Regions from separate parts of the Homo sapiens genome. Here region 2 is linked to region 1. A link is a loop called in an ENCODE intact Hi-C map of the cell type or tissue named here. Cell type or tissue: PC-9. All regions are shown on one strand. Links, peaks and the distances in the headings refer to the core of each region. The heading gives the core; the rest is flanking DNA. Region 1 holds the start of LOC101927769 (a long non-coding RNA gene). Region 2 overlaps MACC1-OT1 (MACC1 3' UTR overlapping transcript 1).

Region 1 (15,660 bases), core at 4,382-9,381:
GGGATTACAGGTGTGAGCCACTGTGCCTGGCCTTAAATGGTATTTTCCAATCAGCCTTTCTAACAAAGAGTAAATGAATTTCTGCCAACATTTAATGATGTAATTTCATTTTCATTAATTTAAAAAAAATAGATTTCTTTTATAGAACTAATAGTCATTTTCCCTTTTAGTAAGTAATATGAAGTTTTCTTTCCAAATATATTTACTTAAGTGAAACACACTGAGTCTGTTTAAAGACAAAGATTACGTGTGGTGGCAGGAGGAAGAGTTAGGATGACTCCCTTCTTTCTGGGTTGCTCCAAGAGGGAAGTGGTGGTGTCATTAACTAAGGCAGGAATTATGGAAAAAAAGCCAGAACAAAAGAGAAGAAAATAAAAACCAAGAATAAGAAATGGCTTGCCTATTATTACTGGATGTGCAACAAAGTTTATTTAAACCAAAGTCCTATAACTTCAAGGACATACCCAACCCACCCTCACATTCTCTCTAATACAGCCAATAAAAGCATGCCATAAAACAACCTCATCATTTCTACAACCTGCCTTCTCACAGCCTGCCATCACCTTCAAAATGCTGGGTGTTTTTTTGTTCTGCTAGGCATTTATCCTAGGTTACATCCTTGGTTCTTATGCAATTTGGTCTTGACTTTAAACGTAGAGCTTTCTTTGGTCTTTATTTTACTGCTTTCACTTCAGGGCACAACTGAAATGCTGTATTCAGCCAAGCTTTTGGACCCTTGGGTCAAAGATCCTGGCACCCATGCTCCTCCAGTAACAGGCAGGCTTGTGTATGTACTTTCTCTCTCTCTCTCTCTGTGTCTCTCTCTCCCCCCATTCCCCCCCTGGAGGATAATCCCCCCTTTGCATGGGGGATTATTAGTGTGTCCTTGAAATATATTGCTTTTTATGTATCATGCATTAAGATATCAGATGTCAGGAATGCAAAGACTTTTTTCTTCTTTGGATATCAGTCAGTCATTCTTTTTGGAGTAATTTAAATTAAATCCCTCTTTTGGAGCAAGACCTTCAACTTTTGATTTTTCTTTTTGAAGCAGATCTCTTTGCCTTTTGAACTTCTTTCTGAGGTTCATATCTGAAGCTATTCTGTCTGTCTTCTGAGATGATGTACCTTATCATATAAAAATGTATGCTGTGGGCTGGGCGCGGTGGCTCACGCCTGTAATCCTAGCACTTCGGGAGGCCAAGGCAGGTGGATCACCTGAGGTCAGGAGTTTGAGACCAGCCTGACCAACATGGTGAAACCCCGTCTCCACTAAAAGTACAAAAAACTAGCCGGGCGTAGTGGCAGGCGCCTGTAATCCCAGCTACACGGGAGGGTGAGGCAGGAGAATCACTTGAACCCGGGGATCCGAGGTTGCAGTGAGCCCAGATCGCGCCACTTCACTCCAGCCTGGGTGAAAGAGCGAAACTCCGTCTTTAAAAACTCCATCTTAAAAAAAAGTATATTGGACATTAGCTCCTTGAAAATGGCTTTTTCGTGCTGAATGTTCATGGTGAGGTCAGTCTGAATTTTAGTAATTTCAATTGACCCCTTCAAATTGAGTCTTAAATTGTCTAAATTTTTAAGTACAAAATTAGTTTGGTCGTATTTTATTAATCATACCTTATTTGTAATCAAATAAAGTACACCATTATTTTCAACAATTTTAAAAATTTTGCGGAATTTGGAGTTATGGTGTTGTAATAGATGCACATTTTTAAATAAGTTCAAAATTTTTATATAAAACTTATATATGTAATTAAACCCAAGAATAGCTGTTCCTTTCTGTTAATAGTCTATTTTTCAGTTATGGGTTTACTTTGGATGAAATTTTGACAGAGATACTTGAGAATTAAAGATCTGAAAATGAATTACATTTATAAAAATACACAAGTTCATACTTCCTATATTACATATAAAAAGATATTTTTGTCATGGGATATTTTATGTTAGCTTTAAGACTTCCATTTTTTAAAAAAGATGAGTCATTTCCTCTGTCTGGGAGATGACTGTGAGTGGTAAAAGTCTGGGTACATATGTTAAGGTCACAGAACTTTGTTAGAGCACAGAATCCACGTTCAGTTTCAAATTTCGTCTTGACTTTGAAATAAAGCAATGGTGTTAGATAAAGAAATGAAGGAATGATTTGACTAAGGTAAACCTTCTGTATCCCCGGTTAGTATCTCCTGTAGAAATAGGTCATATCCTAAGCCTTGGACTTTGAAATTTTCATTCTTAGGTCTATAATGAACCAAAATTCTTACTAAGACAAACACTTCTTGCTTAACTTTTGATTAACTTGCACATGCAAGGACATGAATTTATATTGAAGAGTGATGTCATAGCTGTAACAAAAGGGATTAAAAAAAAAACTTAGGCATTTATGCCAGTCTTTTTCTTTTCTTTTCTTTTTAAACAGAGTCTCACTCTGTCGCCCAGGCTGGGGTGCAGTGGTGTGATCTTGGCTCACTGTAACCTCCACCTCCCAGGTTCAAGTGATTCTCCTGCCTCAGCCTCTTGAGTAGCTGGGACTACAGGTGTGTGCCACCACACCTGGCTATTTTTTTATTTTTAGTAGAGATGAGGTTTCACCATGTTGGCCAAGCTGGTCTCGAACTCCTGACCTCAGGTGATAATGCCCGCCTTGGCCTCCCAAAGTGCTGGGATTACAGGCGTGAGCCACTGCGCCCAGCCTATGCTAGTCTTTAGCTCAGAATTTTAGCAGAGTAAAAGTGGGCTCTACTACCTTACTTAATAGCTGTTACTCAGTCTCTTTCAGCCTTTGGATTCACCTGTGTAAAGAGAGATGATAAAACTTTATTCATTTGTTGTGAAAACTAAATTAAAAAGCATATTAAATGTGGTAATATTTGTAAAATGCCTAGGAGGTCATCTAGCATATAGTTATTGTTTGTTCCTAAGTCCCTCAACTCATTCCTTCATCTTTTCTTCTTTGGAAGACAAAGAGCATATTCTTCCCCTCAATGTAATCCATTTCCTGATGAAAGATGATGTATTTGCTCTATGAAGATGAGTGATAGGTAATAACGGATAGTGATGGAGAATGGCAAATACCAAAGAGATTATGACCTGGGCAAGATATCTCATTAAGCAAGGTTGCTTTCTGCATTCACATTTATTACACACAAAATGAGATACAGCAGTTTTATTTGCATAGTAGATGGAGAACAGAATTTATTTATAAAGCTCTCGATAAACTTCTTAAATGAAGTAAGTGCTTGCAGCTATAGTGTTGGCCTCACCAACACTATGGGCCATGAGCTGGAACATATGGAGAGAATGGGAGAGAAAAAAAAATCAGTTACAGTCTTAAAAGTGAGATAACAAAATAACAATATATGGCAATATAGAAAATAATCATATGAAAAGTACTGGTGACAAGTGCTTGTAGGATTTTAAGCAAATATATATATTTTTGATGATAGTGTATTTGTTCAGGTTCTGGCTGGAAACAACATTCATCTCAAATTGTTCAAATGAAGAGACATTGATGCAGTGGTTCTCAGTCTTGGCTGTACATTGGAAATGCTTGGGGAGCTTTGAAAAGTATACATGCCTGTGTTCTACCCTCAGAGGTTCTGCATTAGTTGGTCTGGTTTGTGGCCTGGCTGTTGGGATTTCTTAAAAGCTTCCCAGCTGATTCTAATATGCAGCTTGAGTTGAGAAACCAGGCTCAACCTCTGAGTTGAAAATGAAAGTACTGCTTTCAGAAGTATGGGCAGTGCTGGGAATTAAAGGATGGTAAGACACAAGAGACTAGCTACACGGGGAAATAATACTACCCTTATGATCAAAGAACAAGAGACACTAGATTGACCTAGTGAAAGCTGGACCAGAGGAGAAGGGGCTATTTTACCTAAGCTATAGTATGAGAGGGGGGTATGCTTCTATTTCCTGACTCTCAGAGCTGAAGCAGGATGTATGAGGGTTCTCCAGAGAAATAGACCTAATAGAATATGTGTGTGCATGTGTGTGCGTATGTGTGTGCATGTGTGTGCGTGTGCGTGTGTGTGTGTGTGTGTGAATTTTTTAAGGAATTTGCTCATGCGATGATGGAGGCTGGCAAGTTCAAAATCTGCAGAGTGGCCCGCAGGCTGGAGACCTAGGAAGAGCTGATGCTGTAGTTCATGCCTGAAATGTGAAGGCAATTTGTTGCCAGTATTCCCTCCTGCTCTGGGGCAAGTCAGTCTTTTACTCTTCTCAGGCTTTAAATTGATTGGATGAAACCCACTCATATTATGGAGGACAATCTGTTTCACTCAAAGTTCGGCAATGTAAATGTTAAATCTCATCTGAAAACATCATCATAGGAGCATCCAGAATAATTTTTGACCACATATCTGGGCAGTGCAGCCCAGCAAAGTTGACATATGAAATTAATTGTCACATAAGGAGGGAGAGGAGAAGAAATAGTCCAGCTTCTTTTTCTTCTCTCTCCCCTTCCTTTGGCCAGCTTCCCAGGACTGGCCAAAGGACTGGCCAGAACTGAATGAAGAATGAGTACAGGATCTGAGGGGCAAACTGAAGATGTCCTGCACATACTTCTAACTCATTTATCACAGGCTTGATTATTATTTTGAAAATGCCTTTTCTATTGTTAAAATTCTCATTTGGTTAGGTTGAGCAATATTATGACAGACTCTTGAATTTATTTTTTAAAATTATGCTAAAGACTTAGTGGTTTCTAAAATGATTTTCTAATGATCTTTGCTGAGATGGTTTCTCGTTAGACTAGAATAACATAACAATGTTTGTGTCACCAATGCAAATGCAGTTTTTACTAACCAATAAGAGCACTGCTAAAATTTATTTTCGGCTTAAAAGAAAATACTATTCTATCTAATTTTATATTAGATGGTCACCAGGAAGCTATGGTGACCATGAAGGCCTCCTGCTGTTTCTTAACTTCTAGCCCATGCCAGTTGGCTCCAGGCTTCAGGGGAATGAACAGTTGTTACAGTTAGCAACAGGCAGTATAGTAAGTATGACTAAATGTGGGGATTCTATTTTGACCACTTATCCCTCAGTGGGACCTGTGGGAATCCTATAGATGCTCATAAGAAACCCGTGGTTGATTAGTGGGATTGTGAGGAATGCTTGCTTCCATCTCTTTCCCCACAGGAGTTAGCTGAAATTCCCCAGTAGCCTCATAACACAAAGGTAGCCCCTTTCAATTCTAAGAGGGAAGAAATAGGGGTTTTCCAGGGGAAAGAAGAATCCCCTGTCTCTTCTACACCATTGTTCAAAATCATAAACAAAGAGACAAAATTACTCAGGTTAGGCCATGTATTTTGTACTTTACACCAGAACACATACCCTGCCATTTCAGAAACTACATCCAGGTAGTCCATTTTTATCAGTTTTGTGCATTAATTTCATTCTTACCGAACAGATTATGGCACTTTAAAAATGTTCTTCAGAAAGATTTCTTTTTCATAGGTGTCTCTGGTAATACTTGCTTCTTGCTTTTCACATTTTGCCACTTCTTCCAACTTCAAAATCTAAATTGGGAGAGCAAATACTTTGGTTAGCACAGACAATATTGCCAGACAGGGAAAATCATTTCTGCCAATGGAAATTTATGAAACCCAGAGGGGAAGCACACTCCTATTATGTTTGAGATGGAGAGTCATCAAATAGAATAATCTATAGGAAAGAATATAGAAAATGAAAATTGTTAGCAGTCTTCAATATCAATTCATTGGCATATATATTAGGGCATATTTTGGTACCACTGAAAAAAAGACTTAAAGTTGTATAAATGTATGGAGCAAACAGTAGGACAATGGTCTTACATAATATTTTATCTACACTTTAAAAAGCATTTTGTGAAAATTTTATTCTCATCCTAGAGTCTTTGTATTTATTACGGGTATAAGAAGCTATTGACGACCCTTACAAAGGCTTATTTGGGCATGAGAGGGTTCTGGAAAGATGGCAGAATAGAAAGCACCAGGCATCCATCTCCCCAGCCAGGCATCTACAGTGGCAGAATCTGTTCGATGTAACCATTTTGGAAATCTGGAATCGAAGGTTTGCAACTTCCAGGAGAAGACATGGATGGTAAATTATGGTTAACTTCAGTCAATGTCAGCTTTTAGCTTGACAGCAGCCACCCACCCCATACCCCCAGATTTGTGGCGGGCAGCTGTGCATGTGTTCTTGGAGCAGCTTACACAGGACTTGCAGGAGCCAAGGTGGGCAATAAGGATCCTATCCTCCAATACTGGAGATCTGTGTTCTAATCACTGATAGCTCCTTCTGATTATGGAAGTACAAACACCAGAGATGGGCATCTGTTACTGTTGTACTTCTCTGAACTTTTGGAAGCCCTTTTCCCTCCAGATGAAGTGACCTCCAGGAGATTTAAAGGGTCAGTATCCCATTCCCCATTCATTTGTCTCTTCTTTCCCTTTTGAGAGCCAGAAAAACTAGGATATTCAAAAGCAATTGCATATATGTGGAAAATTAGAAAGTCACCATAATGCTAGGAACAGGTGGAGGCTCAGAAAAGACCTTGTTTACACGTCAGCCTTATCCTCAGCACAGTAACAGCCTACAACACTCAAATCAAAACAAAACAAAACAAAAATCCGTAAGAAACGCTGAGGAGGGGAATAATCTGATTTCCAGAATTACCACACTACTAGATTTAAATGTCCAGTTTAAAAAAATCATAAGACAAACTAAGAAACAGGAAAGTATGTTTCATTCAGAGGAAAACATGAGCCAACAGAACTGATGGCAGATCTACCATACAAAAACTTTTTAAAAACAGTTGTCTTAAAGATGCTCAAATAACTAAAGAAAAACCTGGAAAAGCCAAGAAAGTTGATGTATGAGCAAAGTGGAAATATAAAGAGAAAGGAAATCTAAAAAGAAACTAAAAAGAAAGTCTGAAGCTAAAAAGTACAGTACAATAGTCCCCTAGTTATCTGTAGCTTTCTTTTCCAGTTTCAATTACCTTCGATCAACCATGGTCCAAAAATATTAAATGGAAAATTCCAAAAATAAAAAACTTACAAGTTTTAAATTGCATGCTATTCTGAATATGTTGGCGAAATCTTTCACTGTCCTACTCCATTCTGCCCAGGATATAAATCATCCCTTTGTCTAGTGTATCCACAGTATACTCTACCTGCCGTGAGTCACTTAGTAGCCATCTCTGTTATCAGATTGATCATTGTTGTATCATAATGCTTGTGTTCAAGTAACCCTTATCTTACTTAATAATGGACCCAAAGTGCAAGAGTAGTGAGGCTGGCAATTCAGATATACCAGAGAGAAACTGTAAAGTGCTTTCTTTAAGTGAAAAGGTGAAAGTTCTTGGCTTAATTAAGAAAGAAAAAAATTGTATGCTGAGGTTGCTAAGATCTGTTGTAAGAATGGATCTTCTAATTATGAAGAAGAAAAATACTTGTACTGGGTTTGCTGTTGCACCTCAAACTGCAAAAGTTGTGGTCACAATGCATTACAATCGTTTAGTTATGATGAAAAATGCATGAAATTTGTGGATGAAAGACATGAACAGAAATGTGTTCTGATTGATGACAATGGGGTTTGGTACTATCTTCAGTTCCAGGCATCCACTGCCTGAAACATCTCCCGTGGAAAATATAGGACCACTGCAACTCAGATGAAAAGTTTTCTAGAGAGATTCCAAGGAAGGTTTGAGAAGTCAAAAGAAGTAATTGGTAAACATGAAGATGGGATCATTGAAATTATTGAATCTGAAGAACAGAAATTTAAAAAGTAAACAAAGTACTAAGGAACCTGTGGTATACTATCAACCGGACCAGCATACACATCTTGGATATTCTAGAAGGAAAAGAGAGAGATAAAAAGTCACAGCATATTTGAAAATTTCCTGAATTTGATGAAGGAAATAAATACAAACATCTAAGAAGCTCCACTTGTATAAAGTACTTATCGTAGTCAAAATCATAAAATAGAAAGTAAAAAGGTGGTTGCCAGGGGCTGCGGGAAGGGAGAATGGGGAGTTATTGTTTAATGGGTACGGAGTTACAGTTTTACAAGATGAAAAGAATTTTGGAGATGAATGGTGTTGATGGTTGTTGCATGACAATATCAATATACAATTGATTCTTGAACAATATGGAGATTAGGAGTGCTGACCCAAAATATACCCACCAACACAGCCAAAAATCCAGATGTAACTTCTGACTCTGCCAAACTTAACTACTAATATCCTGCTTTTGACCAGAAACCTAACCAATAACATAAACAGTTGATTAACACATATGTTGTATGGTACATGTATTACATACTATACTCTTACAATAAAGTAAGCTAAAGAAAAGAAAGCATTTTTAAGAAAATTATAACAAAGAGACAATATATTTACTATTCATTAAGTGGAAGTGGATCATAATAAAGGACTTCATTGTCAATGTCTTCATGTTGTGTAGGCTGAGGAAGAGGAGGGTGAGGAGGGGTTGGTCTTGTTGTCTCAGGAGTGGCAGAGGTGGAAGAGAATACACATATAAGTGGACTCACATAGTTCAAACCCATGTTGTTCAAGGGTTACCTGTGCTAGCAAATTGAATTCAAGAGCCTATTAAAAGTATCCTTCACCATGATTAAGTGGGACTTATCCCTAGAATACAAGGATGGTTCAACATACCCAAATCAATAAATTTGACACAGCATATTAACAAAATGAAAGACCTGAAGACATTCATACTGGATGGCCATGAAATGGGAGGTATAGGTATTTGCTGAAGATGAGAGTGACAGTAATGATCTAGAGGACAATGTAGAGATTTAGGACTGTCCCTGAGGGCATATGAAAGGGAGTTTACCAGGAACAAACCAAATAAAAATGAAAGAATTGAATGAAATGACAAAAAACCATTAGGTATCTAAGTTACAGTCTGCTGTCAAGAGCCAATTAGAAAATGCAAGCACTTTGGCTACACCAAAAAAACCTGGAAGTTAAAAAAAAGTAGTAAATATAATAACAATTTTATTTAATTTACATTAATGTTTCTATCTATAATTCTGATGCACATATGAAAAAGTCAGTAGCATATTAACTTGCCATGAAAAGAATATGTCAGAAATGGAAAAAATGATCTTGATAATATATTGAAAACTTCCTATATTCCTGAAAAAATGAAATTATTAAACAATTTAGGAGCAAGTGCTGTAATTGGACTGAGTTTGAATCCAGACCTCACAACTTGCTAGGCAAACTACTGTATCTCTCTTCCTTTCTCTTTTATCTGTAAGATCAGAGAGAAAATAGTACCATTCTCAATGGAGTTTTGTGAGGACTAGGCAATAATGCAAAGTGGTTATTTTTTAAAACAATAGTTGACATATTAAATACTGAACAAATGTTTAAGTTATTTTTTATTTCTGATACTAATTGTAAAAAACAGTGAAGACAGAAATTTTTCTTTTCTCATGGGAGGGTCATACACATATTTCTCTTGTTCCTGCTGTGCTAACTTTTGTTGGCTTATGTAAATGCTCCTTTGACCATGCAACACTGAGTGTGGCCAACAATAAAAAGGGGTGCTTCCCTTTGGGCTAAGTGCAGGGCCTAGTTCTAGTAAAGAAAAAAGAAGAAGAAAAGACTTTTATTAGTCCACATTTTTCAAGATAAATCACAGTACTTGCCTGAATTTCCAAGGGAAAAGGAGGTTATGATTAACATATAGTTTTATTCTACTAGAAATCAGTACTTCAATGAGTAAAGCTATGACTTTCTAAAAAAGTAGAACGGAGAGTAAAAGTCATTTTTCTAACTTCCCAAATAGTGAATGAAGGTAGAAGCAAGGAAATAATGGATCAAAAGACACAACAGTGAGGTTTTGTATGCTGGGAAGAAGTACACACGACATGGCATGATTTAAGCCACATTTGGAAAATTCTTCAAAAATTATTTTTTCTTTGATCTGATACTCGAGAAGTTAGGTTTGACTATGCTTCTTCTATGCCTCAGGTTCCTTAGAAATTTTTCTACATTGTGAGCATTGTCATTTATTTATTGATTTTTTTTTTTTTACAATGACCTAGTGGTATACTCATGTTAATAGGGCTCTGTGGCTAGCATCTATGGAGATATATCAAGAAAGAAGGTGTAATACAAGACACTGTACTTGAATCATTGCATAACTCCTTCCCTATCATGGAACGGAGGAACAGATACCATGTAAGAAAGCAGTATGGTAGACCAGCAGGTATGTTAAATAAAGAATTAGAAGACTTGGCTTAGATCCAGCTCTGTGACTTCACTCAAAAATCAACCAGCCTCTCAAGGCTTCAGTTTTCTCACAGATAAAAGGTCATAGCAATACCTGCTCCTGGAGTTGCGAGGTTCAGATGGAGTAATGTATTGTGAAAGCAGTTTGTATCTGAAATGCTATAAAATATTATGATAATGTTTATTAATATCCGGTTTTAAAAGAAATTTCCACTTTAAGATCTGATTCTACGAAGAAAATTTCCATCTTGTAAAAATATCAACATCAAAATTAAATTTTCAAAAACACGCAGCAAATACTTTCCATCTTTTTTTAAACAACAACAAAAAAACCCTGAAAACATAAATGTTCACAAGTTCCTGGTGATTCTTCAGTTCTTTATAGTTAAAATCTTATGGATGTAAGTTTTCAAAAATAATCAGAAAATTTCATTAAAAGTAGCAATCTGAGTATATGTGCTTACCTCTCCTGTTTCCGCAAAGGCCATTGAAATGACAAAAAAATATACAACCGAAAGAATAAAATCCCCAACTACTCTGGGACATAATACAGACAGACAGCATAAGGATTTCTGCAAATTAGGAAGAATTTGTATTTAATCTCAAGGAGACACAAGAACAAACACATGGATTAAATGATCCTGCGGTAGACACAGAAAAGTACCGGTAAAGGAAAGTCAAAGTGATTGATTTTTCTCCAATGCATCCTAGAGAGTCGAATCTCGTAGACATCAAGCACTGGATGGTGTTGACTTTCAGGATACTATCAACTTTCTGAGAGAACAGCTTTATAAAAATAACAAGAATCTTCTGGGAGTGGAGAAAAAAAGAAGGTCTTCTAAAGCATGTGCTGGGGAGGATGGAAGTATTTTCACAATGCATTTAAGGTCTCAGGGGTAGGGGGAGAATTCAGTCAGCACAGTTTTTCAGCTTCCACACTATTAAAATTTTGGACAGGACAACTCTTGGTTGCAGATGGTTGTCCTGTGCATTGTCGGATGTTTAGCAACATTTCTGGTCTGGACCCACCAGAAGCCAGAAGTTCCCTTCCCACCTCCTATCAACTGTGATAATGAAGTATGTCTCTGGAAATTGCCTGGGGTAAATATCCACCTGCCCTAACCCCACCCCATCCTACCCCAAGTTGAGAACAGTCAGCCTAGCAGAGTAGGTTGATAAAGTCTTCATCTTAGAATTAAAACATCCTTTGTTCTTTCTTGAGTACTCTTGGAGGCGGGGGGTGTCCCTATTTGTCTGATTGATTCTATTTATGCTCCCCAAAGAAAAAGCCACTGACACAACCCTCAATTCAGATAAATATTTTTCCGTTATTTCTTCTTTATTTTCTTCATCACATTTTTCCTGTTGTCTGCATCTGGAACTCGAGTTGAATGTCAAAGGAGCATATGTACGTTAGCCACATGGCTGACTTTCCCATATAATCTACTCCCTTATTGTTTTACTTTAGTATTTAGAGAATTTATTACACTCTGTCTTCTGGGTTATTTGTTCAGTCTTTATTTAGGTCCATTCTATTAGTCAACTTTTATATTAAATATTTTATTTTAGTAATTTTGTTTTTAGTATATAGGTATTCTAATTTCTCCTTTTCTGAGGCAGCCAGCTCTTGTTTTGTGGATGTAATACTCTTTTGAATCTTAGTGTGGACAATGATTTTTAAAAGTTTTGAAGTTCTTCTTTGTTTCATGTATTACCTGTTTCCTCCAAATCTAGATGTTTAGATGTTTGCTTTATTTGTCTTGATCTTTGTCTTGCATGCTGTTGGTTTTTCTCAAATATTTTGTAATCCTTGGTGATCCCTTCCTAATTTTTCTCTGTTACTAGAATGACTGGTAGTCAGATGCTATGAGTTTCCTCTACAGTTCTACAAGTGTGTTTCTACAGTGGGCCTTTCACCTGATGGAAGGGCTATTGTGGGCACTGTGTCAGTGAGGGGAAGCTATTGCCTTACACACTTTCTCTCAGGATTGGTTGGCACAAAGTAGACAAGCAGTCAAGGGTTCTCACGTTTGGTAAAAGAAGAAAAAAATGCCATTGAGTGTAGAGAGCTTTAGTATATCTTACTGTCAAACGAAGTTGTCTTTCCTTTTGAAAATCACTTCCTCCTCATCCATTGTGGACTTTCTCAATGTTTTTCAGAATTGCCCTCTCTGACATTGATCCTTAACACAAGTCCACTCAAAAAAGATCCCACATTTTGTTTTCAGAGTGCATTGTAAACTTTATCCTAGAGGCAAACTACTATAGCTAACAGCTACAGTTGTATAATGGGGATGGAGAAAGCTATTTCTGCTCCAGTTACAAGAATATTTTTAATTAAATCATCTTTATTTACTTTGGTTAATTAATTAGTTAATATATAAATATATAGTAGTATAATTAGTTGTAAATTAGTATCATAAATTGGATCATAACTCCTCAATTCATTTTTCATCTCTGTGCTCATTCAATCTGAGCTTGGAGTTTTTCTGCACCTCCACCAGGAAAAGTTCTCACTGCAATAGATTTTTTCTGTAGACTGTGAGTTTCTCTCTTTTGGTTTCTGTGTCATTCTTATCCTTTCTACTTTCTATTTATGGAAATCCCTCAACATTTTTGGTCTACTGCTGATACCCTTTTCCTTGTGATTATAATTATGTAACTTCTTTTTTTCATCATTTCAAAATGACTTTGTGAGAAAGGGTATGTAATAATTGAGATCCATCGCATGCAAAACAGCCCCAAGCAGATCTCTCACTGTTCCTGAGACAATTCTCCGATTTCAACCTGTGGAACTTTATCTCTCCATCTTTCTGAGCTGTTACCCTTCGCTGAAATCCTATATTGTTTTGCCAATTATTTTCCATCCTTTAAAGCCCAAGTTAAATTTAATGTCCTTTAAGAAATCAGCTCTTATAGCCACTTTTCCCCCAATTAATTATTATTTTCTCAACTGAACTGGTAAAACACTCATTATTTCTTACTTATTTGGCATTTATCATGCTTATGTTAACTCTGAAGCTTAGTTACCTTTCCAGGTCTACATACCTATCTTCCTGAAAGAATGTCTGCCTTTTGGAAGCAAGTACCCACAAAGAGTTTTAAAACCATTATTGTTAAATAGCCAATGCCTTATTCAAGACAGGTGCTCAAAAATTATCCTAAAAATAATCTACTTTCTTTTAAAAATCCTATAATTATATTGCATCATGTATCACAAGAGAATTTTACTGTTACTAAGTATTTCACTTGGGGACAATGTGTTTAACATTTCCACAGGGATGGGAAAAAAAGGCTGGATTTCCAGTTTGGTTGATTTAGTTTTGCAGCAAACTAATTTTTTATTTTATTTTATTTTATTTATTTATTTTTATTTACTCAGTTTTATTTTTCAATATTGCTATACTGCATTTATAGAGAAAACAATTGAAACAAAATAAAACCGTTAGGTAAATTAGTGGGTTTAAATATTACCGAAGAGGAAATTCACTAGTTTTCTAGTCAGTGGGACTTACCAAGACACACAACTTGTGTCTGAATTTAAATTTACATAATTAAGACAAGACTCAACTTTCTTGAAAATATGTAAGATTGTATTTTGGGGTGAATTAAATCCTGTGAGATATCATATAGAAAACATTTTGATCAGTGTCCTGCAAAACAATTCTTAAACAGTTCTGAATAACATGAGCCTTATTCCTTTTTGGTCAGAAATTAAATTGCTCCAATGTAATTAGCTAGATTTTAAGCACGGTTTTGTTTTTCTGCTAAGAAAGCATTTGTGTACTATATCCTTGCTACCCAAGCTATTATTTCATGTTCATGTCTCAGAAGCTTTAATGTGCACAGGAATCACAGGGGAATCATGTTAAAATGAAGTTTCTTATTTGGTAGTTAGGAAAGAGACTTGAAATTCGAAATTTTAATAAGCTTCCAAGCTGGGCCAATATTGCTCGTGTCCAGGCCACACAACTGAATAGCAAAGCTGTAGATGATACACCTATTATATTTATTCAAATATACCATGCAATTGGCACATTTTCCATTTCATAGTAAGAGACTTATTGTTTAATAGAGAATGCATTCATTAAATAGAATTGAATTAAAAATATATGCATAAACAGCTCTGTGTTGAAAGAAATTTATATCTGAATTTTTGAAGATGCTAAAATAAAAATGTTTTAGGTTCAAATTTTTAAAAAATTAATTTTACCAATGGTTCTAGAAACACATAAAACATCTATGTATCATTGCCATAGATACACTAGTTCTGTTTTTTTTTTTTAACTTTTATTTCAGGTTCTAGGGTACATATACAGGCTTGTTGTATACGTAAGTTGTGTGTCACTGGGGTTTGGTGTACACGTTCTTTCACCACCCAGGTAATAAGCGTAGTATTTAATAGGTAGATTTTTTTATCTTTACCCTCCTCCCTCCCTCCACCCTTAAGCAGGCCCTGGTGTCTGTTGTTCTCTTCTTTGTATCCACATGTATTCAGTGTTTGGCTTCCACTTATAAGTGAGAACATGTGGCATTTTATATTCTGTTTCTGTGTTAGTTCACTTAGGATAATGGCCTCCAGCTCCATCCACGCTGCTGCAAAGGACATGATCTCATTGTTTTTTATGGTTGCGTAGTATTCTATGGTGTATATGTACCACATTTTCTTTACTCAGTCTACTATTGATGGGCATTTAGATTGATTCCATGTCTTTGCTATTGTGAAGAGTGCTGAAATTTGCTTTTCAAAACCCTAGCTAGTTCTATAGTCTGTGTCGTGATTGGTTACAACAAATATTTTCCATGGGCAATTATAATTAAATTTGGAGAATGATGGTCGTATATAAATATAAACTGCTGAAAACATAAATATGTTTTTATTTTATTTATTATTATTAATTTTTTATGAGATGGAGTTTTGCTCTTGTTGCCCAGGCTGGAGTGCAATGGCATGATCTTGGCTTACTGCAACCTCCCCCTCCCAGGTTCAAGCGATTCTCCTGCCTCAGTTTCTCTAGTAGCTGGGATTACAGGCAGATGCCATGATGCCCAGCTAATTTTTGTATTTTTAGTAGAGACGGGGTTTCACTATTTTGGTCAGGCTGGTTTCGAACTCCTGACCTCAGGTGATCTGCCCACCTCGGCCTCCCAAAGTGCTGGGATTACAGCATGAGCCACTGTGCCTGGCTGTAATACACTGTTAAAATTGGTGAATAAAAGATCTGTCTTAATGACAAAGGCTTAATTATGCCCTTTCTAGGTCTTATCACATACTTGGGATTCTGAGGATATTTTGAACCTACAAAGAATGTAGCATCCATTCCAAAATGAGTAATAAGAAGAAATAAATGTAGACTTCAAGCATCTATAACTTATTTTTCAACAGATCTCCTTTTGTTTTTGCAAAC
Region 2 (15,660 bases), core at 4,092-9,091, 330 kb after region 1:
TGTGGTGTTATTTCTGAGGCCTCTGAAAATTCTCAATAAAATACTGGCAAACCAAATCCAGCAGCACATCAAAAAGCTTATCCACCACAATCAACTCAGCTTCATCCCTTGGATGCAAAGCTGGTTCAACATACACAAATCAATAAATGTAATCCATCACATAAACAGAACCAATGATAAAAACCACATGATTATCCAATAGATGCAGAAAAGTCCTTCAACAAAATTCAACAGCCCTTCATGCTAAAAACTCTCAATAAACTAGGCATTGATGGAAAGTATCTCAAAATAGTAAGAGCTATTTATGACAAACCCACAGCCAGTATCATACTGAATGGGCAAAAGCTGGAAGCATTCCCTTCGAAAACTGGCACAAGACAAGGATGCCCTCTCTCACCACTCCTAGTCAACATAGTATTGGAAGTTCTGGCCAGGGCAATCAGGCAAGAGAAGAAATAGAGGGTATTCAATTAGGAAAACAGGAAGTCAAATTGTCCCTGTTTGCAGATGACATGATTGTGTATTTAGAAAACCCCATCGTCTCAGCCCAAAATCTCCTTAAGCTAATAAGCAACTTCAGCAAAGTCTCAGGGTACAAAATCAATGTGCAAAAATCACAAGCATTCCTATACACCAATAACAGACAAACAAAGAGCCAAATCATGGGTGAACTCCCATTCACAATTACTACAAAGAGAATAAAATACCTAGGAATACAACTTACAAGGGACGTGAAGGACCTCTTCAAGGAGAACTACAAACCACTGCTCAAGCAAATAAGAGCGGACACAAATGGAAAAATATTCCATGCTCATGGATAGGAAGAATCAATATCGTGAAAATGGCCATACTGCCCAAGGTAATTTATAGATTCAATGCCATCCCCATCAAGCTACCAATGACTTTCTTCACAGAATTGGAGGAAACTACTTTACATTTCATATGTTGCCAGTGAATTCTACCATACATCTAAGGAGGAAATTGTATCCGTTCTCTACAATCTCTTCTTAAAGATAGAAGGAGAAGGAATACTTCTTAACTTACTTTGTGAGGTCAACATTATGCTAATACCAAAACCAGACAAAGACATTACAAGAAAACTACAGACCAATAGTTCTCATAAATATAGATGTAAAGTCCTCAACAAAATAATAACAAAACAAAATTAAATCTAACTATGCATAAAAATAATTATATGGCATAACCAGGAAATTTATCTCAAATATGCAAGGCTCATTTAACATTGAAAAATTAATTAAGGTAAGTAATCATATTAACAGTCTAAAAATCACAGGATCATATCCATAAATGCATAAAAAATACTTGATGAAAATCTAACACTCATTCAAATCTGAGAGTTTTTGCTGAGAGACAAATAACTCAGCAAACTAGGAATAGAGGAAAACTTTATTAACTGGATAAATAATATACACACAAAAATATCTTATGCTGACATCATACTTAATGGTGAAAATCTAGACAATTTCCTGCAAAAATAAGGAAAAACGAAAGGGAGTTCCTCTTACCTTTCTTTTTCAAGATCATATTGGTAGTCTGAGCTAATGCAATACTTTTGTTTTTTATAAAAAGAAATAAAGACAGGCATATTGGGAAGGAAGAAATAAAACTGTCTTTATTTTCAGATGACATACTTATCTATGTGGAAAAACCAAAAGAATTAACAATATTTTTCTGAAATTAATAAGTGATTACAGCAAGGTTGCATGATACAAGATTAATATAAAAAAGTCAATCATTTGTCTATATACCAGCAATGAGTAAGTGGAATTTGAAATTAAAAACATTATGCCATTTACATTAGTACTCCCTCCAACAGTGAAATACTTAGTATAAATCTAACAAAATATGTACAAGATTTATATAAGCAAAACTGCAAAACTCAAATATCAAAGAACTAAATAAATGGAGAGATATTTCATGTTTGTGGATAGGAAGGTTCAGTATTATCAAGATGTCAGTTCTTCCTAACTTGATATATAGATACAACACAATCCCAATCAAAATCTCAGTAAGTTATTATGTGAACAAACTGATTCAAAAATTTATATGGACAGACAAGAGAACTAGAATAGCCAATTCAATATTGAAGGAGAAGAACAAAGTTAGAGGACTAACACTATTGATTTCAAGACTTACTATAAAGCTACAGTCATCAAAATGTACGGTGCTGGTGAAAGAATAGACAAATAGATCAATGGAACAAAATAGAAAGCCCTAAAATAGACCCACATAAATATAGTCAACTGATCTGCAAAAAAGGAGCAAAGATGATACAATGGAGCAAAAACAGTCTTTTCCACAAACAGTGCTAGGACAATTAGACATTCACATGCAAAAAAAAAAAAAAAAAAAAAAGAAAAGAATCTAGACATAGACCTTACACCTTTCACAAAAATTAGGATGGATTACATATGTAAATACTGTAAATGCAAAACTATTATAAAAAATATACAGAAAACTCTTAAACTCCACAACAAGAAAATTAAAAACACAATTTAAAAAGAGCCAAGATCTTGACACCTCACCAAAGAAGATATATGGATGGCAAATAAACATATGAAAATATGTTCCACGTTATATGTCATAAGAGAAATGCAAACTGAAACAACAATGAGAAACCACTACACATCTACTAGAATGGCCAAAATCCAGAACACTAACACAAAATGCTGGTGAAGATGTGAAGCAGTGGAAACTCTCAGTCATTCCTGATGATATGGTACATCCATTTCTGTCTCAGTCATTGCTGGTGATATGGTAGAGCCAATTTGAAGACAGTTTGGTGGTTTCTTACAAAACTAAACATACTCTTAGCATACAACCCAGCAGTCATGCTTCTTGGTATTCATCCAAAGGAGTTGGAAACATATGTTCACAAAGTCCTGCACATGGATGTTTATAGCAGCTTTCTTCATAATTACCCAAATTTGGAAGCAACAAAGATGTCCTGCGGTAGGTAAATGGATAAATAAATGTAATACATACAGACAATGGAATGTTATTCACTAAAAAGAAATGAGCTATCAGGCTGGGCGTGCTGGCTCACACCTGTAATCTCAGCACTGTGGGAGGCTGAGGCAGGCGGATCACGAGCTCAGGAGATCGAGATCAGCCTGGCTAACACAGTGAAACCCCTCCAACCAAAAATACAAAAAATTAGCCGGGTGTGGTGGCATACACCTGTAGTCCCAACTACTCGGGAGGCTGAGGCAGGAGAATCACTTGAACCCAGGAGGTGGAGGTTGCAGTGCGCGGAGATTGCGCCACTGCACTCCAGCCTGGACGATAGAGCAAAACTCTGTCTCAAAAAAAAAAAGAAAAAAAAAAAAAGGAAAGAAAAGAAAAGAAATTAGCTCTCAAGCCATGAAAAGACAAAGAGGTAGCTTAAATGCACATTACTTAGTAAAAGAAGCCAATCTGAAAAGGCTATATACCATACGATTTCAAAATATGGCATTCTGGAAAAAACAAAACTATGGATATAGTAAAAAGTGGTTTCCAAGAGTTAAGGAGGCAGGAGGGAAGAAGAGTTGAAGCACAGAAAATTTTTAGGGAAGTGAAACTATTTTGTATGATGCTACAATAGTGGCTACATGTCATTATTCATTTGTCAAAATCCATAGAATGCATACTACCCAAAGTGAACCCTGAAATAAACTATGGATGTTAATGGATAATGATGTGTCAATGTAGTTTCATCAGTTGTAAAAAGTATACCACTCTGGTGTGGTATGGGAGGTTCAACATAAATCCATTTAAGTGGAAATAGTGAGCAGGTGAAGGAGAATGACTGTAACAGGACCATTATTATTTTTTAAAAAATTCCGTGGAGTCTCGGTGACAAAATAAGAAATTAAGCAGAGCTCCTCAAACTCCATTATACTTCTCTTTCCCCTTAAACACTACCTATTTCTGACAAGAGTCATGGATATAGGTTTCTTTTGTTTGTAAAAATTTTAATGTACTCCTTCAGTTATATTAAAGAATAGTTCAAAGGAGGATTTTAAAATTTCTTCTTGCGGAGGAAGTTGTGTAGACAGCTCAACAAGAATCTGAGTAAAAACTATTTGAAAAAGTTTTCTAAAATAAAAATAATGAAATGTTTTTGTCATCTTTGCTACAAGAACTGAAACTCATGAGAATAGAAAAATTAGAAAAGGGCCATAATATGTTTTGACAATAACAGAGAGCCGTCTAATAGCTCTCAAAATTAAATACACTAGAAAGAATTATAAAATTTAGGCCTTTGTTTTAATTTAAAAATGCAACTCCAGCGAATCAATACAAATATTATTTTTTCTTAATATAATGTATTTATAGACTCCTTTGCTTTTTGTGGTCACGGAGAAAGTATAACAAATGGAAAATTTGGTTGCTTAGTACAATTTCAAGATCAATCTCTCTCCAAGGTCAAATGGAAGACTCTAAAACTCCCAGAAGGGATTCTCTGAGACTCTTCCAGACAACATGCCTGATGAATGAGGTTGGATTCAGTGGAGATTCAACAGAACTTTCAAAAGGGAAATGGAGAGTAAGGATTTCATTAATCATTCAACTAGACTCTGAAATGAGGCCAAAGAAGCTCTAAGACTAGTCAGGACTCAGCTTTAGATTTTGGAAAGCTTTAAGAACGTTGCCATAAAATATCAAATATTTTAAGTAAATAATGCCTTGCTGCCACCAACACTACCACTATCACAAATTTGGAATAATTAGCTATTAGTTTATGGCAATTCTGGGGTGAATAGAGAAAGGCATCTAATAATCTATACAATATTCTATATCTTCCCATGCTCTTTTCAAAGCCTTAATAACATTCATTTATTCATTCAGTATTTATAGAGTGATAGCTTTGTAATGTGGAAAATATTAGAAATAGTTAGACCTTATCTTTTTTCTTAAAAATTCCCAACTAATCAAAGTAGACAAATAACAAAAATGACTACCATAAAATGATTAAAATAATAAATAATTATAAACAGAGAGACAGGATTGATTAAATCTTTTGGAGAAAAATAACCTATGTGTATATGGGAAGAAGATCCCAAATAAGATGGGATAGAATGTTAGCAAGTATAGAATTTGGAGGTTTAGGGTAACAAAAAAAATAATATATTTTGTTGAATATTGGAGTTAAGGAAAGAGATGAACTGTATTTTAAAAAGGGATATATTTTAGTGCTAAGGAGCAATTTTGAGAATCTCATATCAAATGACTAAAATAAAATAAAATATAAAGCTGTCTACTGATTGTAATAGAAAAAGGAAATTAGATTTATGTTTAGAGGGACATAGGCATGATTTTAAGCCATATACAATGGAATCTACAGACCATAGAAACATGGACCAAAAAAAAAAAAAAAAAAATCTGTGTGTGAACAAAAAGATTACTGAGTAGGATGAAAGATACCACATGAAACCAAGGAATTAGAACAGATACAATAAATGTTAGATTTTTACCAGTGCTGAGGATCAGAAGCCTCACCACGCTAAGTGTTTGCTAAAATATGAATGAATTAGGAGCAGTAATGAGCACATTACCAAATTGACTGACTATAGAACTCATCCTGGGAGAGAAGGGGTTGAATGAGAGAGAAGAGGAAGCAAGACCAGGGTGAGGTCAAGTAACTTAGAGATCATAATCAAGACAGAGATAGCTGTAGTTGGTCAAAAGGATGGGGAGAAATGAGAATCCAGGTGTTTATATGCAGAGAAATGCATTGCAGAGCTAAGAGGTTAGTTTCAAGTATAGCTTTTTCATTCAATAGTTCAGACATTGAGGATGATTATCTGTGCAGCCAAGATAATCAAATATGTTGATGATTAAATCACTGAAGGTAACAAAGACTGGGGCTGAAAGAATAAAAAAGGGTATAGCACTGATTCACTGAAGATTGTGAAGTGCTTTAATGGGAGTCAGTAGCCATTTGTAACCATCAATCTAAGGCAGAAAATTTATTCATTTATTTTACAAATACTTATTGCTTACTCTGTTCCTGGCAGACTTTCTCTAGTAAACAACATATAAGAAGTCCTGGCTCTCAAAGAACATACATTCTAATTGGAGAGACAAAATAAATAGTTAAGCAAACACAATAATACATCAAGTGGTGATAAGAACTAAGGAGAAAAAAACAGGGTTGTAATATTGTAATATTACATGAGCTTAGGGAAAGACTAAAATAGGTGATAACATTTGACATGGGAGCCGAGACCTGACAGAAGAAAGAAGAAAGAAAGACATGTTGATATCTGTATGAGGAGTGTTTCAAACAATGAAGAAAGCAAGTCATAAATCCTGGAGGCAAAGACATGATTGGAATGTATGAGGGACAATAAGGAGGCACATGTGACTCAGAAAGGCAAATATGCACAGAGTCTAGAATGTGGGGGCAAAGTTCGAGATTAAAGTAAGGAGAAAACAGGAGGAAGAAGATATTGAGCTTTTTAAGCCAAGATAACAGCTTTGGATTTGAGTGGAATAGAAACTTGGCAGTCTAAATAGTAGACTGCAGGACGAGAAAGAGTGAAACTAGAAAGAATAGTTAGGAAAGTAACTTAATAATCCATTGGACAATTTTGCTGCCCTGGGCTAGGGTGGAGTGAAAAGCCTGATGAAGGCTGGAAGCTAGATAAAGATTACAGAGGAATTGGATGTCGGGGGGGGGGGGGGGTGGTGTTGGGGGGAGACAGAGGGAAAGTAGAAAGCATCAATGTTGACCCTAAGGTTTTTGACCCAAATAACTGGAAGAATACAATTGCAACTGAGTTGACAAATACTGGGGAATGGACAAGTTTGAGGGTAGAAGAAAATCAATAATTCATTTTTGGTCATTTGAAGTTTGAGATATGACCAGGATGGCCTTAAAATTCCCCTCAAGTTGACTAAATTTTGGACACGTTTCTTCCTGACTATAGGCTCATAGCGTTTCTTTTTAAAGAGCACTAATTTTAGATAACTTGCAAGAGAAAACTGTTTCTGCCCTCTTGAGATCCAAATCTTCCACATCCCAGAAATATTCCTCCCAAGCTGCTAGAAGCAATCCCTTTGACATGTAATCACTAAGAAAAATGGCACTTCTAGGTTTATCCATGTTATTCCAAATGTCAGAATTTTGTTTATTATTATGGCTGAGTAGTATTACATTGTTTACATACATACCACATTTTTTAATAATCCATTCATTCATTGATTGACATTTAGGTTGATTCCCTATCTTGGCTATTTTGAATAGCGCTGCAGTAAACATGGGAGCACAGACATCTCTTTGACATACTGATTTTATTTCCTTTCGATGTAAACCCAGTAGTTGGATTATTGTATCATATGGTAGTTCTATTTTTAGTATTTTGAGGAACTTACACACTGTTGTTCATAACGGCTATACTAATTTACATTCCCATTAACAGTGTATATAAAAGTTCTCTTTCCCCATATCCTCACTAGCATTTGTTGTCTTTTTATATTATGTGAAATAAAGCAAGTACAAAAGGACAAATACCACATTATCTCACTTATATGTGGAATATAAAGAAGTTGATCACACAGAAGTAGAGAGTAGAATAGTGGTCACCAGAGGTGGGGGAGATGGGGAGAGGTTGGTCAATGGGTACAAAATTCCAGTTAGATAGGAGAAATAATTTCTGGTGTCCTATTGCAAAGTAAGGGACTACAGTAAAGAATAATGTATTATATACTTCAAAATAGCTAGAAAAAAGGATTTTGAATTTTCTCACCACAAAGATATGACAAGTGTTAGAGGTGATGGATATGCTAATTACCTTGATTTGATGATTACACAATGTATACATGTATTGAAACATTACAGTTTCTTAAATGTACCATAAGTATGTATATGACTATAGGCATATATGTATACACATACACATACACATATATATGTATATACAAACACACACACGCAATTATTACATGTCAGTTGAAACCAAAATAAAACTTTAAAAGAAGAAAGCAAGCAAGCACCTGTATTTCTTAGTCTCTGTGGGAGGGGAGGAGTCTAACTTCAATAAGCACCAATTGCAAAAAATGATGTACTAATCACCTGGATCAACCTTTCCCCTGATGTCAGTTTTCCACTGTTCTTCCATTAGCTCACTTCTGTGATTGAAACTCTCTCACCTTTTGTTTTATCAGAGTTGAGTTCAATCTTTTTCCTTTATTGCAATAGTCTTGAATAAAGTCTTCATTTCCCATTTAACTTATCTGGTGCAATTTTTCATTTACAGATGCATATTGGATATCTAAATAGAGATATCAAGAAATGAAGATATGCATTTCCAGTTCCAGAGAGAAATTCACACTGGAAATATAAATTTAGGAATTTTAAAGTTAGTGGTCACATTTAAAGCTGCAGAATACAAAGAGATCACCTGTGTGAGAGAACTGAGTCCTGAAACATACCCGTGTTTAAAGATCTGGGAGGTGCAGAGGAATTATCAAAGGAGGCTGAGAAGGAGCAGCCAGTGAGGTGTGTAGAAAAACAAGGTTGGTATTATGAAGGTGAAGTAAAGAAGTTGTTTCAAGTAATAACGTGTGAATAACGTGTGTGTAAATGACACTATTTGGTTAAATTGGAAGTCTAATAAATGACCACTAGACAATATAATACAGAGGATTTTTGTGCCCTTGCGAAGAGCAGCCCCCATGGCACAGCAAGAACACAAGCCTGAACAGAGTGGGTCCAAGAGGGAATGGGAAGAGGAGAAAGAAAAACTGTGACTGCAAAAACTCTTCTCTGTAGAGGAGAAAAGTGGGACAGAGACTATGTGAAGGGATATAGAATCAAGGGAAGATTTCTTCAAGATAGTTTGTGTTTATATACTAATAGAAACAGACCACTAGTGAAAAAAATGATGATGCAAGAGACAAAGTAAGCCATAGCAAGAGCATTGGCCTTGAGTACACTGAAGTGGATGGATTTAGTACTTAAATAGGTGGGTTTGCCTTGATATTCAGGTAAGGTATATGGATAATGATGTTGCTCTATACAGTGGTGGAAGCATGCAAGAATCTTCCTCTAGTTACTTCTACTTCCTCAATCAAAGGCAATGGAAACATAAAATAAAATAATTTCCCATGGGACTGGATAAGTGAAAATGAAGAGGGATGACGGAGCCACACTAAGGCCCCCTTAATGAGTGTGGTTATGAAATTAATGTGATCACAGCAAACATGTTATGCCTTTTGCCACCATTTGTGATTAGCTGCTATATTTCAGGAGCAAGATAGGAAAAGAGTTAGTTCTAAACAGGATTAAGGTTGGCCATGTGGCAATGATAGAAGGAATATTTTAATATTAGGCCATAGAAGCTAAGGAAAGTAAGGAAGAGAGTGAGGGCTTCAGTGAGACTCATGGTGATAAATTGCTAGCAGAAACGACTGACTAGAAGTGGTGTGGTTTTTGTTGTTATTTCTGTTGTTGTTGTTCTGTTTTTTTTTTATTTTTACAAACAGGAAAAGAGTTTTAGGAATCAGAGTACTCAAAAGAGGATAGAAGAATAGTATGTCATAGAGAACAGATGTGTTTGATGGGGTGATAAAAACTGGAAATTTTGGATTGGATAAAATTGTTACTAATGAAGTTTAGCCATGACCATGGTTGAGGTGGAACAGAGGTAAGATCACCAAAGATGGGGGCAAGAAATGGAGAGGACATGTATTGAAAGAAACACATATGTGGATATTGATGTCACTGAAAAATATGAGATACGTATTTATGGAAAAGAAACAGTTGGGAACTAAAATCTCTAAGGAATTGTCAGGCGCAATCAAAGGCTTGTGGATGACTGAGTAAAGGAGAGTTACTGGGCAATAAACATATTGGGTAGCGTGACCTTCAAAGGAACTGAGAGTTTTAGGGAAAAGGGATAGATCATCCCATGTCAAAAGCAGGGCACTCATCCTATCTCCTGACACAGAGGTACAAGACATATTAAAGAGATATGGCGGACATTTCTTCTGAGGAGTAATAGATGGCTTTGAGCAGAGAGTTGTGTTATAGCTTAAAACACGGAGTTGTTTAATGCTCTGTGAAATGTTAAAATTTAATATGGCACTTTGAAAGTTAGTAAATACAGGAAATATCCAAGGAACTGGTTTTAAAATGCAAATGCTTCTTAGGTGATCCAGGTGAACACTATAAGTGATGTTGTGTTGATCATATGTAACACTGCTTTAGTGTGATAAGAATGACACTTCACTTCAGTGGTCTTTCTCCCAAAAATCCATAGCCCCACTCTAATCATGAGAAAAACATCAAACAAACCTTGACTGAGGGATATTTTATGAAATATCTGACCAGTGCTTCTCAAAACTGTCAAGGTCATGAAAAACAACAACGAGGTCCAATAAATTGTCATAGTAGAGAGATGCTAAAGAAAGCATAATGACTAAGTGCATGGTATTCTGGGTGGGGTCCTAAGAGAAAAAGGACAATGAGAAAAAAATAACTAAATAATTTAGAATAAAGTACAGAGTTTGCTTAATAACAGTGTATCAATACTGGTTCATTAGTTATGACAAATGTGCAATAGTAATGTAAAAGTTGACACTGGGGGAGACTGGGTCCAGTGTATATAGGAACTCTGTATTATCTTTGGAACTTTTCTGTAAATCTAAAGTTATTCTTCAAAATAGTCTGTTGCCATAAATGCAGATGCTTAGGTAATAGGACACAAGAACCAGCATTTTTAAAAACTGAGATATAGTTTAAATACAACGAAAGATTAAGATCTTATTTATTTGATCAGTTTTTGTGAATATATATTAAGACATAAAGTATCTTCATCACCCAAGAAAACTTCCTCATGCTCCTTTCCACTCAGTATCCCCCTTCCAGGAGTGACTGCTGATCTGATTTCTATCACCAAATTTAGTTTAGTGCATATTATTTATTAATTTTTTTCAGACAGAGTCTCACTCTGTTGCCCAGGCTGGAATGCAGTGGCCCAATCTCAGCTCACTGCAACCTCCACCTCCCAGGTTCAAGCAATTCTCCTGCCTCAGCCTCCCAAGTAGCTAAGATTACAGGCGCATGCCACCACGTCTGGCTGTTTTTGTATTTTTAGTAGAGATGGGATTTTGCCATGTTGGCCAGGCTGGTCTTGAACTCCTGGCCTCAGGTGATCCACCCACCTCGGCCTCCCAAAGTGCTGAGATTATAGGTGTGAGCCACCATGCCCAAACCAATTTAGTGCATATTATACAATCCCTTTATAGTTTCCTTAGGTGATCAAAGTGAACACTGTATTCCTATGAGGAAACTGATATAAATGGATCATATAAAATGTACTTCTTTTGCATCCAATTTCTTTCACTCAGCACAATATTTGTAAAATATTTATTTTATCAGTTGCTAATATAATTTATGGCTAAATAGACTTCCATTGTATAGACGTGCCAGTATTTAGTTACATATCATTTGGTTGGTGAATAATGATCATTTTTAATAACCACAGAAGTGATTATTTTACGTGGTATACAGATTTTATTTTGAGAAACATTGTTTTAAAAAGTGGATACTGACTCCATTATTTCTTAGTTAATAAACACTTCCAAGCATGAGAAGATAACTGAGTATCTAAGAACCTTAATACAGCTGCAAAATAATATGTCAAGATTATCTCACTAGTCAGGTAAAAAATAACAATAAAAAATTAACAATAGCCTAGTAATGAAAAGGCACAATGTATTAGAATGTCTATATAGACAACAGAAATAATTTGTAGTCTAAGAGAGCTCATTTGTCTTTAGTTCAAAATGGTTCTGATTTGTTTATCTGTCTTTAGGGACCAATGAGAACAAAATGAATACAGGCAGTGTGTTTCTGATGAGGCAGTACACATGTCTGGTGATAGTTGGGCAGTTTGGCCAATACAAGGTGATCTTTTGCGTTTGTGCAGCATTGTGTTTTAGACATAATATATACACTGTACTGTGTTTAAGGAATGTTGAGGGAAAGGAAATAGCCTGATAAATTGCAGGGAAGAAAAAAAAGACGAACAGTTGGAAAGAATACACATCTGAATTAGGAAGACAGGAAGAAACAAGGAGCTAAGGATGCAGGCTTGCTCTTCACAGCTCTCTGGAGTGCAGTAATTGAGACTGAGAGCACAAATGATATTCTGAATAGGAAAAGAAGTCTGCTACTGCAACTTACATTTGGAATGCAGACTACCATGGCAGTAAGCTGCTTCTGTTCCCATAGGAACCTGTATTCTCCAGCCCCAGTCTGACTAAGCATTTGGACCGTATCTTCCACAGCTTCATGAGAAATGCATGAGTAAATTAAAATCTGTTCCCACTCTTTCCATATCCAGTGGCTGCAATTTCTCCCTTCTGTGTATTTTCTCTTTTGCTCATTCTCATTATCTCTTTATTTTTTCCTCTTCTTTTGTTTGGATTCATCTTGTGTGTATTCTCTTAATTTTACGCTTTAACTTTCTCAATAATGTTTATAAATCCTATGTTGGCATTTAAATGAAAATCATATGTGGCATTTTAATGTAGATTTGGAAGAATTAGAAAGGTAAAAAACCCTAAGCCATCAGAGAGATGAGCCGAACAGCTTTAAGAGAACATCAACCTCACCCTGCAGTATAACTGGGTGAGTCTGAAATTGGGACAGCTAAAGAGTGAACCCAGTCCCTAGGGAAGACTCTAAATTCCTTCCCCTAAATTTCACATGGAAATGTGTTTATCAGAATCAGGCAGGGATGGCTAGCTTTACTTTCTGGAAAACCTATGATCTCATTTTATTAGCTGTTTAGATTGGCTGCAAAATGCCTCCAAGATTATTTGATGGTTTAGTGTTTGGCCTTGTTGCACCATAATAATTTGGTGGCCTCATGATTTCATTTAGAGCCTGATATTGTCAGTCATACCAGATTCAAGTGTAGTTCTTACACAGCTGGAAGTAAAAGTCTTCAAATATTGGCATTGGTATAGCCCATTGATATGATTTTCATTGTTGAGGGAATTAAGAATAATATGATGAAGAAGCATGAAGCAGGTCTAGAGTCAATGAAATTATTCAGCTCGATGAATTCTCACTTGTTGAATATAATGATTCTGCTGGCTGTGTGCACGTTGTTACTGTGGCAGTGAGCCTGTGAGGCTCAGGGTTTCTCAGTATCTGATCATATAATGACTGGAAGGTAGGCTACAAAAATGTTTCTTAGCTAGCTTCAGAGTTGGCTGTTTCCTTCAGCCTCTGTGCTGCATTTAGGTCATCTTACCTCCTTTGCTGCAGCTGGGAAGGGTATTGTTGTGAGGCCATATCTCATGCTTGAAATAAAAGAGTTGGGAGCCATTTTGTGTTGGGTTCAAATCTCTTTCTTCTATTACCTCTCCAACTGTCCTAGGGAAGTTATTTAATCTCTTTGAATCTCCCCTTCTTCATCCTTAAAGTAGGAGCTTACAATAATATATAAAAAGAGTACATAACATCTATGGAGTTGTTTTCATGATTGAATGAGTTATAATCTGTCAGTCACTTGGAACAGTCACAGAACATAGCAAGGCGTGCTATTTGTTAGCCATTAGTGGTTTTATTGCTTAATATTTTTTTCTTTATATCTCTTTCATCTTAGTCGGCAGGATGTCTTTGATTGGTGATTTTTGTCCTACTCAGAGTACAACTCATTAAAATAAAATAAACACTTGCAAACAAGGTACTCTTCTGAAGATTTACACATAGCTTACTGTAGCAGTCTGGTGTTGCTCATGGTAAAGGTGATGTTTACCAGCTTGCTCACTACAAGTTTTCATAGAATATCAATGTCATAGCCACCTTTTCACAGATATGTGAGCTATACCAGGAGAAGTAACACATATGGATCAAGGTTGCCCATTAAGTCATAAGAGCTCTTCTTATAGCTAACATTTTCAGTACTCTCAGGGCAAGACTTTAGACTGAGGCATTAAGAACCTATCTTGGGCTGGACACGGTGGCTCACTCCTGTAATCCCAGCACTTTGGGCAGCCAAGGCGGGTGGATCACCTGAGGTCAGGAGTTCGAGACCAGCCTGGCCCAGATGGTGAAACCCTATCTATCTCTACTGAAAATACAAAAATTAGCCAGGCGTGGTGGCAGGTGCCCATAATCCCAGCTACTCAAGAGGCTGAGGCAAGAGAATCGCTTGAACCCAGGAGGTGGAGATTGCAGTGAGCTGAGATCACACCATTGCCCTCCAGCCTGGATGACAAGAGCAAAACTCTGTCTCAAAAAAAAAAAAAAAAAAAAAAAGAACCTATCTTGGTAAAAATTACACTAAAATAAAAGAGCTCATTTGTTTGGATGGGGTTCTTATGGCCAAATTTTGTATTTTATTTCTGATACTGTCATTATAATGACAACGAAGGGGATCAATTCATTATTAATTTTTCTATTTATTTGTGTATTTGTCAGCTTGGGCTGTCATAAAAAACACTATAGACTGGGTGGCTTAAACAACAGAAATTTATTTCTCACAGTCACAGTCCTGAGGGCTTAAAAGTCCAAGATCAAGAGGCCCGCCGATTTGGTTCCCCAGTGAAACTGCTCTTCTTGGCTTGAAAATTGCTGCTTTTTCATGGTATTTCATGGTATCATAAAGTGGAGAAAGGGAGAGAAAGAGAGAGAAAGGGAGGAAGCAAACTCTCTGTTGTCTACTCTTAGAAGGGCAGTAATCTCACCATGAGGCCCCCTGCCCTCATGACCTCATCTAAACCTAATTATTTTACAAAGACCCCATCTCCAAATACCATCACATTGGGAGTTAGGACTTCAACAAATGACATTGGTGGCAGGGTATAACTCAGTCCATAGCAGTTTGTTTAGTTATTGGTAAGAAACAGCAATAATTTGTGACAGTTCTTTATAAGGAAAAAATATAGTGGAGCTTGAAATTTAAAAGGATCCTGTTTTTTAGCCTGAAAATATGTGATAAAATATAAGCATCAATCTTACTGAGAAGGTTTAGTATAAACTCAGTATGATTGGAATGCAAAAACTCCCAAAAGGTTCTCGTTAGAGGACAGACTCATAAGGTCTGCCACTCCTCATCAGACACGTGTTGTCAAAGAATATTGAGATACACATGTGTAAAAGTTAGCAGATTCTCAGAAGATATTATAAACTGTAAGTTCCTTGAACTTTTTCTGTCTTTCTTAGAGCTAGTCAAATGCTAGAATCTGAAATTACCAATTTGGGGGTCACACATTTCTTTGGGTTAATATTATGCCTCCCTAAATGTTCTTTTTAAGTGGAAATATATTCCCTTGAAGGCAGGACATAGTAACACCTAACCATAGGAAAATTTTCCTGGCCAAGAGTGAATAGGAGAGAAAGCAACCTGGGGAATGGGACACAGAATTTCTAAGTATAGGTGTGGAAGGAGAAGAGAGGGGTCAGGGACACAGCCCTGGGGTATCCCATTATAATCCTGTGGAAGGCGAGGAATAGAATGAATAGAATGAGATCACCTAGGTACAGAGTGGTGTCTAAAGGATAATAAAGACCACTTACTGGTATATTTGCTTTGTTAATGTTTCATATACAAAAATAACCTAATGACCACCTGTTTTTCAGTTCCAGGTAATCATCATAATATACTAACTAACTCCATGACTTTCATTGTT

What was found. Peaks named below come from ENCODE experiments on the same cell type or tissue, not always from the same donor. Only the 100,000 strongest peaks of a DNase experiment are listed, where the experiment ranks them.
Region 2: a loop joins it to region 1, with 3 times the contacts of the local background. A loop is called at or near these places in 4 of 110 quality-filtered maps.

Annotation. Positions count from the first base shown.
Region 1 is chr7:20,288,144-20,303,803 of GRCh38, reverse strand. It overlaps LOC101927769 (a long non-coding RNA gene), which reads right to left and starts at 7,096. Exons shown (of 5, transcript NR_110117.1): 1 at 7,045-7,096; 2 at 5,407-5,522; 3 at 2,747-2,792. In PC-9, for the core only: no CTCF peak of the experiment used is centred there; a DNase peak (open chromatin) is centred at 7,193; H3K4me3 peaks cover 688 bases; H3K27ac peaks cover 1,155 bases.
Region 2 is chr7:19,961,003-19,976,662 of GRCh38, reverse strand. MACC1-OT1 (MACC1 3' UTR overlapping transcript 1) reads left to right here. Exons shown (of 6, transcript NR_110114.1): 4 at 8,268-8,526. Among named protein-coding and RNA genes, the nearest start is that of MACC1-OT1, 170 kb to the left of the region's middle. In PC-9, for the core only: no CTCF peak of the experiment used is centred there; a DNase peak (open chromatin) is centred at 6,362; H3K4me3 peaks cover 631 bases; H3K27ac peaks cover 1,903 bases.